2 separate regions of the Mus musculus genome follow, and region 1 is linked to region 2. The links are chromatin loops, found by intact Hi-C in ENCODE. Cell type or tissue: left cerebral cortex. All regions are shown on one strand.

What was found. Peaks named below come from ENCODE experiments on the same cell type or tissue, not always from the same donor. Only the 100,000 strongest peaks of a DNase experiment are listed, where the experiment ranks them.
Region 1: it touches region 2 in a loop (3-fold over the local background); 2 of 42 quality-filtered maps call a loop at or near these places.

What each region holds. Positions count from the first base shown.
Region 1 is chr6:98,932,260-98,937,259 of GRCm38, forward strand. It overlaps Foxp1 (forkhead box P1), which reads right to left. Exons shown (of 19, transcript NM_053202.2): 18 at 3,015-3,181. Among named protein-coding and RNA genes, the nearest start is that of Gm38865, 190 kb to the right of the region's middle. In left cerebral cortex, no CTCF peak of the experiment used is centred here; DNase peaks (open chromatin) are centred at 2,237, 4,335 and 4,726; H3K27ac peaks cover 581 bases.
Region 2 is chr6:98,102,491-98,107,490 of GRCm38, forward strand. No RefSeq gene overlaps it. Among named protein-coding and RNA genes, the nearest start is that of Gm32592, 120 kb to the right of the region's middle. In left cerebral cortex, CTCF peaks have their summits at 2,148, 2,925 (motif pointing right) and 4,771 (motif pointing right); DNase peaks (open chromatin) are centred at 2,202, 2,945 and 4,959; H3K4me3 peaks cover 787 bases; H3K27ac peaks cover 530 bases.

The sequences.
Region 1 (5,000 bases), 830 kb after region 2:
GCGTTAATTCAGAAACACAGCCTGTGGCCTCTCGAGCAGGTGTTTGTGTGTGGGGGGGGGTGTGAGTCCGAGGTACCTTGCCCTGCACCCCTAGCTTTACTGACCACCGTGGAGTTCTGTGTCTGCCTCCTGATTTCACTAGTGAGAACAGTGACTTTGTCAGTCACCACCAACAAAGTGGGTGGAGTAATATCCAGCAACAGGAATTTGCCCTTTAAAAAAAAATTAGTTTTAATCAGTTACTGAGGGTCAACTGCTATTTTTTTTCCAGAGTAACACTTTTGTGCTTCGATGTTTGAAAGCTATCATACTTAGTACTTAATCTCTGGTTCGCAGGGTGCAATCTGATGGTGTTACACAAAGCCTTGGCGGGAAGGCTCAGAAACCCTAGAGAAAGCAGACTCGTCTTCAGGTTAAGTTCTTGCTTTGCAACTGTAAATCGCTGCTTTCCAGATCCAGCTCCAAATGACAGACCAACTGACGGTTCCCCCAAAGAGAGTCCCCAACACCAGAGACTAGTTTGTTGTCTCCGGAATGCACTGCATATTCACTGTCCCCAAACATAGGTGCTGGTGCTGCTGCATCTACAGTCTATCCCAGTGCCTCTCATCAAATGGAAGGCAATGCCACCAACTAGATCTACTGTGACAACCTGAAAACCCACACCAGCATGACAGCAAGGATTCTTCGACCTTTCCTGTAAGATGAACACTGTAAAAGGCTTCCCCCCCCCCCACTGGGCATATACTCAGTGTACCGTCTACAGTACAATGGGTGCCCCTCTTGAGCCTTCCCCCACCAGACCCACCCTTTCTCTCCAGCATCCACTATTTCCAAAAAGGCTCCTAACAGATAATGGGGCCCAAACCATCTCTCTGTTCCGCTTACATCTGAGTAGTCCTTTTGTAAAGCCATTCTGGGAACACATGAGATTTTTAACTATAGCTGACTAGTCTTTAAAGGCATTGTGATCCTGTTCAGGGTACACACACAGCACAGGGCCTTTGGTGTGGTGGCCCTTCAGGTCCTACCAGAATGAAAGTACACTGCCCGCAAACCGTCATTATGCGACTACCTTCTTCTCTTTTTGAAAGAGAAAGGCGATACCGTGGTTTGTGTGAAGAGCAGAGCGCTGTATCACAAGGCTGCCTCTGTGCCGGGCGGGCCAGCGTCCTCACAGTGGCTTGTAAGCCTTGTTGTAAAGTTTATGGGTTGATTTATTTCAATAGACTGGAACGGTTAAAAAACAATTTGCATCCTAGCAGGGTAATGCACGCTGGACAAGAATGAAATCTCTCATTATAGACTCACTTAGTGGAAGCAAGGGGGTCAGTGAGACTAACTGGCTGCTGTACTGACTACACAGGGAGGCTGTTGTCGGCACAGGGGACCTCAGGGCACGGGGCGCAAACCTGCCGTGTGGGCATCACGTCCTGATAGCTCCACTCGGGGCTCTTTTTCTGTCCCTCGAGCTGTGAGGCTTTTGCTTTGCTGCACATTAAGATGGTGGCTGCATGTTTGCTACGTCTGCAGTTTGCTCAGTCCTGGTAAGCAAATGAACTTCCCTCATTGAGAGGCTTCTCTGTGGGGGCCTTTTTAATTAATTAATTAATTAATTAATTAATTAATTTTTATTTACTTTTTCTACTGATAGGAAGGTAGATAGGTACTATACCTTGGAGTTGGAACTCTAAGAAAACACTGTGCCTTCCACTGGGTAACATCACATATCCTTTCTCAATGGGAATATCTGGGAGTGACTTACATTACCAACTCACAGTTTGCTCTGAACTTCCTGGATGCTGACATACAACATCACCACCACGGTGAGTATCAGTGAGGCAACAAAAGAGTCAGAGAAACAGCAGCTTGCTGTAGGGGAGATGAAATTCTGTGCCAATCGTGGGGAAGGCATCATACACTTGCCTAAAATGCTGGTGTGTCATTTTCGGGGGACTCTGCCCACAAGTCGCAAACCATCGCTTCTACCTCTAAAGACCCCTCTCCGAGCACCCAGGGCATGGGATTAAAATGCTAGAAAGTAAAACTTCAGGTTTGCCCACCATGCTGGAAGAACCCATTTATCCCCCTGCCCCCCTTTGTCGCTAGACGCCAGTTCATTCTCTCCGTACTTGTTAAAGGTCACATTTTCCATCCCCATCACGCAAATTTCCTAAAATAAGATGTTGGTCAGTAATCCACAAAGAATGTGCAGACAAGCAGCCTATTCTTGGAGCGGACAGTGGTGGAAACACTGAATTGGTTTAGTCACTTCAAGTGGGCTATGGTTTTGGAGAGAGTCCCTGAAAGGAAGACGGTCCTTCGCAGCTGGGTTCACTGCGCACTGAAGCATCTGGAATCACATGGTGTCTCTTCTGAAGCAGGGGCCACAAAGGGGCGAGTTTCAACTCGGTGGCCTCCCTGAGGTTAGTGTGGCTCTGGTACCTACCATTCACATTCATCCCAGGCAACCATGGCCCACTGCTTCATTCAGTTATATGTGCTCTCATTATCCCGCCGTCTGCTGCTGTAATGCTCCTATTAATTTTCCTTTTGATATTTTAAGAGCAATCTATAAATCATGCCACCTTTCATTTGTGCCATCATTAATGCTTGGTAATAATGCTGCGGCGAGCTCAAGTGGTTAAACTGAGTGCGTGAGCAAGTAAACAAGCTTCCTTACAGGCTTGGTTGGCTTTGCCGGGAAGCTGGACACACCGTGAGCTTTCTCGAAGAGGTGTATAGTGATTTTAGGAGGAAAATCACAGTGTGAATTAAGTAATGGTCTGAGACCCAAAATGGAGGAGACTTCTCATTTTCTTGCTGTGTGCACTTACCGTGGATGAAGCCAATTGCTTCTACGAGAAAATTACTAACTAGTCCTTGTATGCACCAACATGTGACTCCAGGGCTCCTAAGAAATCGGAAATGATAGGAAAGGTGCCCAGAAGGGCCAGAGAAGAGCCGGGAGACTGAGGTCAGGTGACAGAGAGCTTTGGGTAGACAATACTCACACAGCTTGCATAGGGGATCTGCCTGGACTGCTGTCACTCTCGTTGCTGTTGGTGTGCTCCATGGCCCCGTTCAGCTCCTCCCGGATGGCACTGGCCAGGCTGCCCAGAGTGGGATTTCCCATGGAAGCGGTAGTGTACAGAGGTATACTATTCTCAGCCATGGAAGCCTGCATCAACCAAGAGAAATCAAATGAAGCAGTAGGGGAGGCCAGTCAAGAAAGCTATGGATATGTGGTGTCTTCGATAGCTTTTTGGTTCAAGTTCGCACTGTACTGTGGCTGACAATTTCCAAGTGCTGTAGGATTTTGCTTTAGGGGCCTTGAGCTTCATTTGGTTAAGCTATCTGGGCACCGGTGAGTCTACAGGTGAAGCTGCCTGCTGGCTCCTGCCTGCTGGAGTCATATGGTTTAGACAAAGGTTTCTAAAATGAGGTGTACAGCCACTGACTTTTTTTTTTTTTTGAGAGGAACTGAGTATGAAATACAATGGGATTTTCATTTCTTTATCCATTTTGATGAGTTCTCTATTGGGTAGCTGGGATCTGATCAGATTATATGGCCACACGGCTCAAAAGTTATGAGAACTTCCATAAGCACTCAGAGGAAAGGAGGAACAGGAATCATTGTTTCTCCCCCACCATTCCCATTTTAATGATTTTTTTTTTTTGAACCTGCTGAGTGAAGGCTGACATAACCAGACGATGGTAACATCACACAATCTCTCAGCCTCAGACTAGTCATGCAGAAGTCTGGATGTGTAGAAAACTCTCCAGGAAGGAAGGAAGGAAAAAAAGGGGGGGGGGAGGCTAAATCTTATTTCCTTTATGACTAAGTATATCCATATTAAAGGTGACAAAGCCATCCCATTCCAAATGAGTGCCAGCAAAAAAAGTATGTAAACCGCCCCCCAACTCCAATAAAACCCACTCCAAACTAAAGTCTGGTAGAATACTCTTCGTTTTCTGTCATCCCGACGTAAGCGTGATGGCCACCCTGTGTGCATTGTGGACAGTTGTCACAATACCACCGGACTGAAGAAACCCCATTTGTTTTCACTTGTGCAGGGAGTGTGCCCAAGTGACTTTTCATTTTATTATTCAAGAGGACAGACTTGGGAAAAGAGGCAGCTGTAATTAGATGAAGATTTATCAAAATTGTCTTCTTGCAGACTACACTATGCCTGGTTTTCCATCCTAATGAGAGAGAGTATGATCACAAGACAATCTGGCAGAGTGGCTTCAGTTGGCCCGTCATGGAAGAGTCCTAACTATTCTAGAAAAGCTGGCACCAAAGAGAAGGTATGAGCCAGAAACAAAGGGAGAGGAGGAGAGAAGCTGGGCTGCGGGGAGTCTGCTTGTTAGTCAGCTGCAGGCTTGCTCCCTGGATAGACCCAGTGTCTGAAGTACTTCCCAGAGAGATGCCCTGAGCATGCTCTCGGCAGCTCCCTCTTTCCCCTATGGAATCACCTGCTTCCTTTTTTAAAAGTAAAGGGGGTGGGGTGGGGGTGGCACCTCATGATTTCCCAGTACAGTGACCATTTCCCACTCCTCGATGGTTTATCAGATCATCTGTTTGCATCCAGCACTTTCTGAATGCATCTTTTATAATTGCAATAAGGCATTTCTATTCTTTCTGAGCAGGGAAGTTGGCACAGTAATATTACTGGCAGCTGCAGCTAGGCTGCCATCTTCAGCTGCCTTATGTGGGACCACACAGTGGTCACATTTCCCTGCCATGTAAGTTCTGCTTGGACTGCCAGCTGAGTGGCCCTCTCACTGTGGATGTACCATGGGAATCTGCTTCCACGGGACAACTGCGCTGTTCAAGAGTCAAGATGGAACTGAGGCTGGAACCGAGGCTACCACAGTATTTTATTGGATTCCGAAGCCCCTGACTGACTTGTAGGAAACAGTTCTAGGACTGCCTATTAAGATGAGCAAGTATCTGCTTATTCTTTCTGATTTTCCAAGTATGATGAGTAAACCCT
Region 2 (5,000 bases):
GGGGTGCTGCTCAGTTGGTAGAGCATCACTCAGCATGCACAAGGTCTTGGGTTCAATACCCAGCACTGTCCAAAACAGGCATGGTGGCACATGCTTATGTTCCTAGCACATGGGTGGTGGAGGCAGGAGGATTGGAAGTTTAAACTCAACCTGGGCAATATAGAGTGCTTGAAGCCCTTTTTGGCTACACTTGCAAGTCTGTATGGTTACACTTAATATACTATTTTCTTTATTATCTCTCTCCATTTTCTTAAAACCTAAGCCCAGTGAGGAAACAGACTTAGCTGTCTCTGTGTTTTAGCTACAGCCATAAAACTGTGACTGACACACAGTGGATACTGAATTCATGAATGTCAGTTACAAAGAAAATGTATTCTCAGCGACCCAGTCCCCTAGTACACATCAGCCATTTTGATTTTTCTGTCCTCTCTAGTATCTTTTCTGTTTCAAGCCCTGTTTTCTTGCCCGGTTTCTTCCTAATAATTCATATGCCTTCCTTTCTGGCTCCGGTGTTAATGACTTCCACATCTGTGACTTCAGGCATAACACCCCTATCCCCTCCAAAGCAAGCTGTGAGTATCGACTCCAGTTGCAAGTTGGATATTCTGCCATAGCTTCTGGAACATAGTGCCTCTAAAGTGTGCGTTTTCTCTTATTTCTGAAACTTTCATTTCACCTCCTGCTTTCTGTTTCCGTGTGTGAATCTGCTCTTAAGCACGAGCACAGAACTACCTGGAAGTTCTTTATCCTTTACTAGGGACCCCAGCTTCTGCCCTTGCCCCCACCATGTTCTTTGTACTGCTTTCCCACCGTGGCTCCTCTCATTCCTTCTCCTTGACAAATGTCTTCATTGGCAGCGGATCTTTTATCTCCCCGCTTCTTCCCACCTTTCCTTTTCTCCTCTCTTTGAGAACAGATGAACTTTCTACAGTATCTGCATAGGATCATTATTCTACATGAATTGTATCTCCCCACTCAATGCAACTTTGTGAACATTTCTGTGTTCTCTCTCTCTCTCTCTCTCTCTCTGTGCTTTTTTTCCAACCTGCCTACAGATGGGTTTCCTGTGATTGCCTTGAACCACGAAGACACTTTCATAGGGTTTCTTGCTCTTCTTTAATATGCAGAGGTGCATAGTCCCAGTGGCAGCAGCCACGAGTACCTTGACAGTCAGCCCTTCTCATGATGCCCATCGGTGTTCTTCCTTTATCGAGTTCAGATCTGTGGGCTTCCTCCAGAAACACAGCCACAATTGAGTTGCTTAGCACTGTATTGGTCTGTTTCATGCTGCTATAAAAAAATACCTGAGGTTGTGTATTTGTTTTTTTTTAAAGCCTATAGTTTTGGAGATAACCTGTTTGTCTCGTAAAGGACCTTCAGTGACATGAAAACAAACAAATATAAACACAAAACTTAAGGTCTGTGTTTTGTTTACTTTTTAATAACAGCTCACTCTCAAAAGAACTAACTGAGGTCTTATGAGAGCTACATCAATCCATTCCATGGGTGACTCCTAAGTGACATACTTACCTTATACTAGTTCTATGTCTTTAAAGGTCTTTAGTAGTCAGTGTTCTCTAGCAGAATAGAACTTCTAGATTGAATCTATCTATATCATCTATCTCAGTCTATATCTGGATAGAGGGGGTAGATCATTAAAATATCTTACAGGCTGTGGTCTAGCTAGTCCTACAATGGCTGTCTCCAAATGTCCAAGGATCCAGTAGTTGTTTTGTCCATGAGGCTAGATATCCCAGCTGGTCTTCAGGATATGCCAGCATTCCAAAGAAGTAGAAATTCTATTTCTACTAATGCCAGTGAAGGACTTAGCAGAGAGAGCTAGACCAAGCAGGCAAAGAGCAAAAGCTCTCTTCTTCCATGTCCTTTATACAGGCTGCCATCAGAAGGAATGGCCAAGGTGAGAGGTGGCCATTTCCACCTCAGAAGAGTCAAATCAAACGTGGGTCTTCCCATTTCAAATGCTTTTATTAAGGAAAAAAAGTCCCTCACAGGTGTTCCCAGCCATTTGGGTTTTAGTTAATTCCCAATGTAGCCAAGTTGACAACCAAGACTAGCTGTCACAAGTTCCCATACCTTTCAGTGCCTCCACATAAAAGACCAAGTTTAGAGTACATGAACATTAGGGGGCACACATGAGCCATATCCGAGTCCAATCAATCACACTTCCCTCAGACAGATTTTCCTTTAAAAATGCTTCTTACATGGAAATTCTAGACAGCCAGGATACATCCACCTCCATCCTTTTGCAGACTCTACTTCTCATCTGTCTTCTTGTCTGTGAATCTGACTCCTGTCATGGGGGCACAGCGCACAATAGGTTCAGAGCACAGCCTGAGTGTTAGCCTTTTCATCTCCCTTGCAGGACGTGTATCAGCAAACTGTGGTTGCTTCGAGGGACAGTTAAGGTGTTGTTTGTAAGGTTCTCAGCACCCAGCACACCTTGAGCGTGTTTCTGTTGTCATTCAAAGCTCCTTGCAAAAGATATCTTTCCTACAAGGTCCCTGTGGTGTTTGTTTGTTTGTTTGTTTTTGTTTTGTTTTGTTTCCACAAATGTCATTTATACTCCGTATCTGTACTGTTCAGATTTCACATATTTCACATTTTATAATTATATGACTAGATTTTAAGATCTCAGAAGGTCATAGAACTTCCCATACTTGTTTGGGCTCTAGTTCCAAGAGCCAAGCAAATATTTTTGTGGCTTCTGACAGATAGTTGTGCGATTTAAACATTAATTGAACATTTGGAGCAAAGAAAAGCACTGTACTAAGACACTGGTCCATCGAAGCTGATCAGAAATAAAATAGCCTGTATTTGAATGTAGCTAATATGCTCTCTTAAAATGATAATTTATATCTGAAGGCAGTTGTTGTCAGCTTTAAGAACCTGCAGTTCACCATCTGGCCAGAAGATGGCACAGTGTTCAAGCAATCGCTTCTCAAAGTGAAACCCAGTGGGGAAAAAGGAATGAAATTGCACTCGGACCAAGTTTATAGAGAAATGGGAGAAAGTGATGCCAGTTCAGCTTTGACACCATCCTAGGGCTCAGCAAGTGTCACGCTTTCATGTGGTGTCTTCCTTCTTACTGTCTAGCGTAATGAGCTGGAGGATTCTTCTAATTAGCTAAATATTATTGTACATCAGAGTGGGGCCAGGCTTCCTGTACATTCTTATTTGCGTTTTGCCAGCCAAAGGAAGAAAGCTGTTAGAGGCAGGGAGCAGATGTAAGAGAGACACAAAACACGCCAAGAAGTCACGGCACTGCTGTGGTACTGGAGGAAGCGATTTCCTTGCCTGTGTTTTTATTCTCATATTAGTAGAAGCACTTCAAATCGTTATGTCTTCCCGCGGAAAAAAAAAAGGCTTTTGCGCATGGCGTATCTACGGGTGCCTGTGTTCAGCATGTGTCTCAAAGTCTTTTCCTCCTCAGAAAGAATTGCACGAATGGGCTTTTATAGATTGTTAATATATCCACGGATGGTCTCAGCCTCTCTCTCCTTTACAATTATCAGCAATGTTCCAAGCCAACAAAGCAACCGTGCAGTTTGTTTAACTTTCCCTCTGTCCTTGGTTGGGAAATTCCGTGGAGGAAATTCAGAGTTGATCCACTATCTGGTATCAACTTTGTGCATCTCGTTCTTGCTCCACTTTTCTTTCTTCTTCTTCTTCTTTTTTTTTTTTTTAAACCATGTTAAGTCTTCTGAAAATTGAAAACTAATTTATTATCATGTACTTATTAGCACAACCACAAAAGAGGTCACCGGTCTTTCCTTTAATTTCTGTCACAGGCTGCAGGCCGTATTATGCTAAATCAAGGAAACGAGATAATTAACACAGCAACTCTGGCAAGTTTAATAGGTGAGTGATGAACACTTAGAGTTGAGCTTCAAAACCCATGTCTTAATTACCACACACCCCAGTGCCGTGAGGAGACTGGGGCCGGAAGCACGTGCCGCAGGTATCCTGGGCCAGGCAGAAGTTGCCACGAGTTTCCTGTGAAACTGTGATTAGATTGAGACGTGCCAAGGTGAGGTAAAAGTTTATTTTCTTTTCAGTTTTTATTTCGTGCTTATAATGTGGGGAGTTGCAGGTGAACTTGTATATGAGGATGCACGCATGTGTAAGGGTGCTGGTGGATGTGAGGGGGTTGGAAGGCAACTGACGGTTAGCCAGGAGCTGTTCCCTTTATTTGAGACGGCATCTCTCATTGGTCTGGAGCGCAGCAGTAATGATCTAGTCTGATGGGTTAGCTACTTCTAGTCTGCTTCTGCTTCTTCCATACGGGAATTCTGCATGCACATAACCATGCCTACGATTTTCCACACGGAGTCTGGGTCTCCAGCTCAGGTTTTCATGCTTCTATGACTGTGCAAGCCCCACCCCCTTTTTTGTTGTTGTTATTTTTAATCTTTAGCTATCTAGTTTGTGGCTCTTTGAGAAGTATCCATTGTACTGTAAGAGTTCCTACCTGGAGTCACATTAACCCCCGACGCCCATCCCATTATCCCTCTCCTGTGCCCTGGAAGGGATATTTCAAACAGCCTGGAAACACTGTAGGTTGTCATGTGTCCGGGACATGGTGCATCTAGCATTTGGAACCAGAGACTAGGGATACCACTAAAGCTCTGACGATGCACACACAGCACAACCCCCCCCCCCCCCAACCACCACCATAAGGAGTTGGCCCCAAGTGTCAATAAGCCAAGGCTGTGAATTCTGAGCACCAGTGACATTGTTTTTCCCTGCTTGTTGCCAACAGGTGTCACCACAGACCCTGTTCTGTTTGCAGTGCTATCAAAGAGAGAGCCCATAAACTCCTGAAACATATGGAACGAAATCCCAACTGCAAAGCGTTTGTGGAAAGCAGTTACACGCTGGTGAGCTGAGGCCTATGCAACCAAAATTGATCAATTACACAAATTAAGCAGAGCCCTTAAGGAGTTTAGTTTATTGGTCTGGACATCTGTTGCAGCATTGTC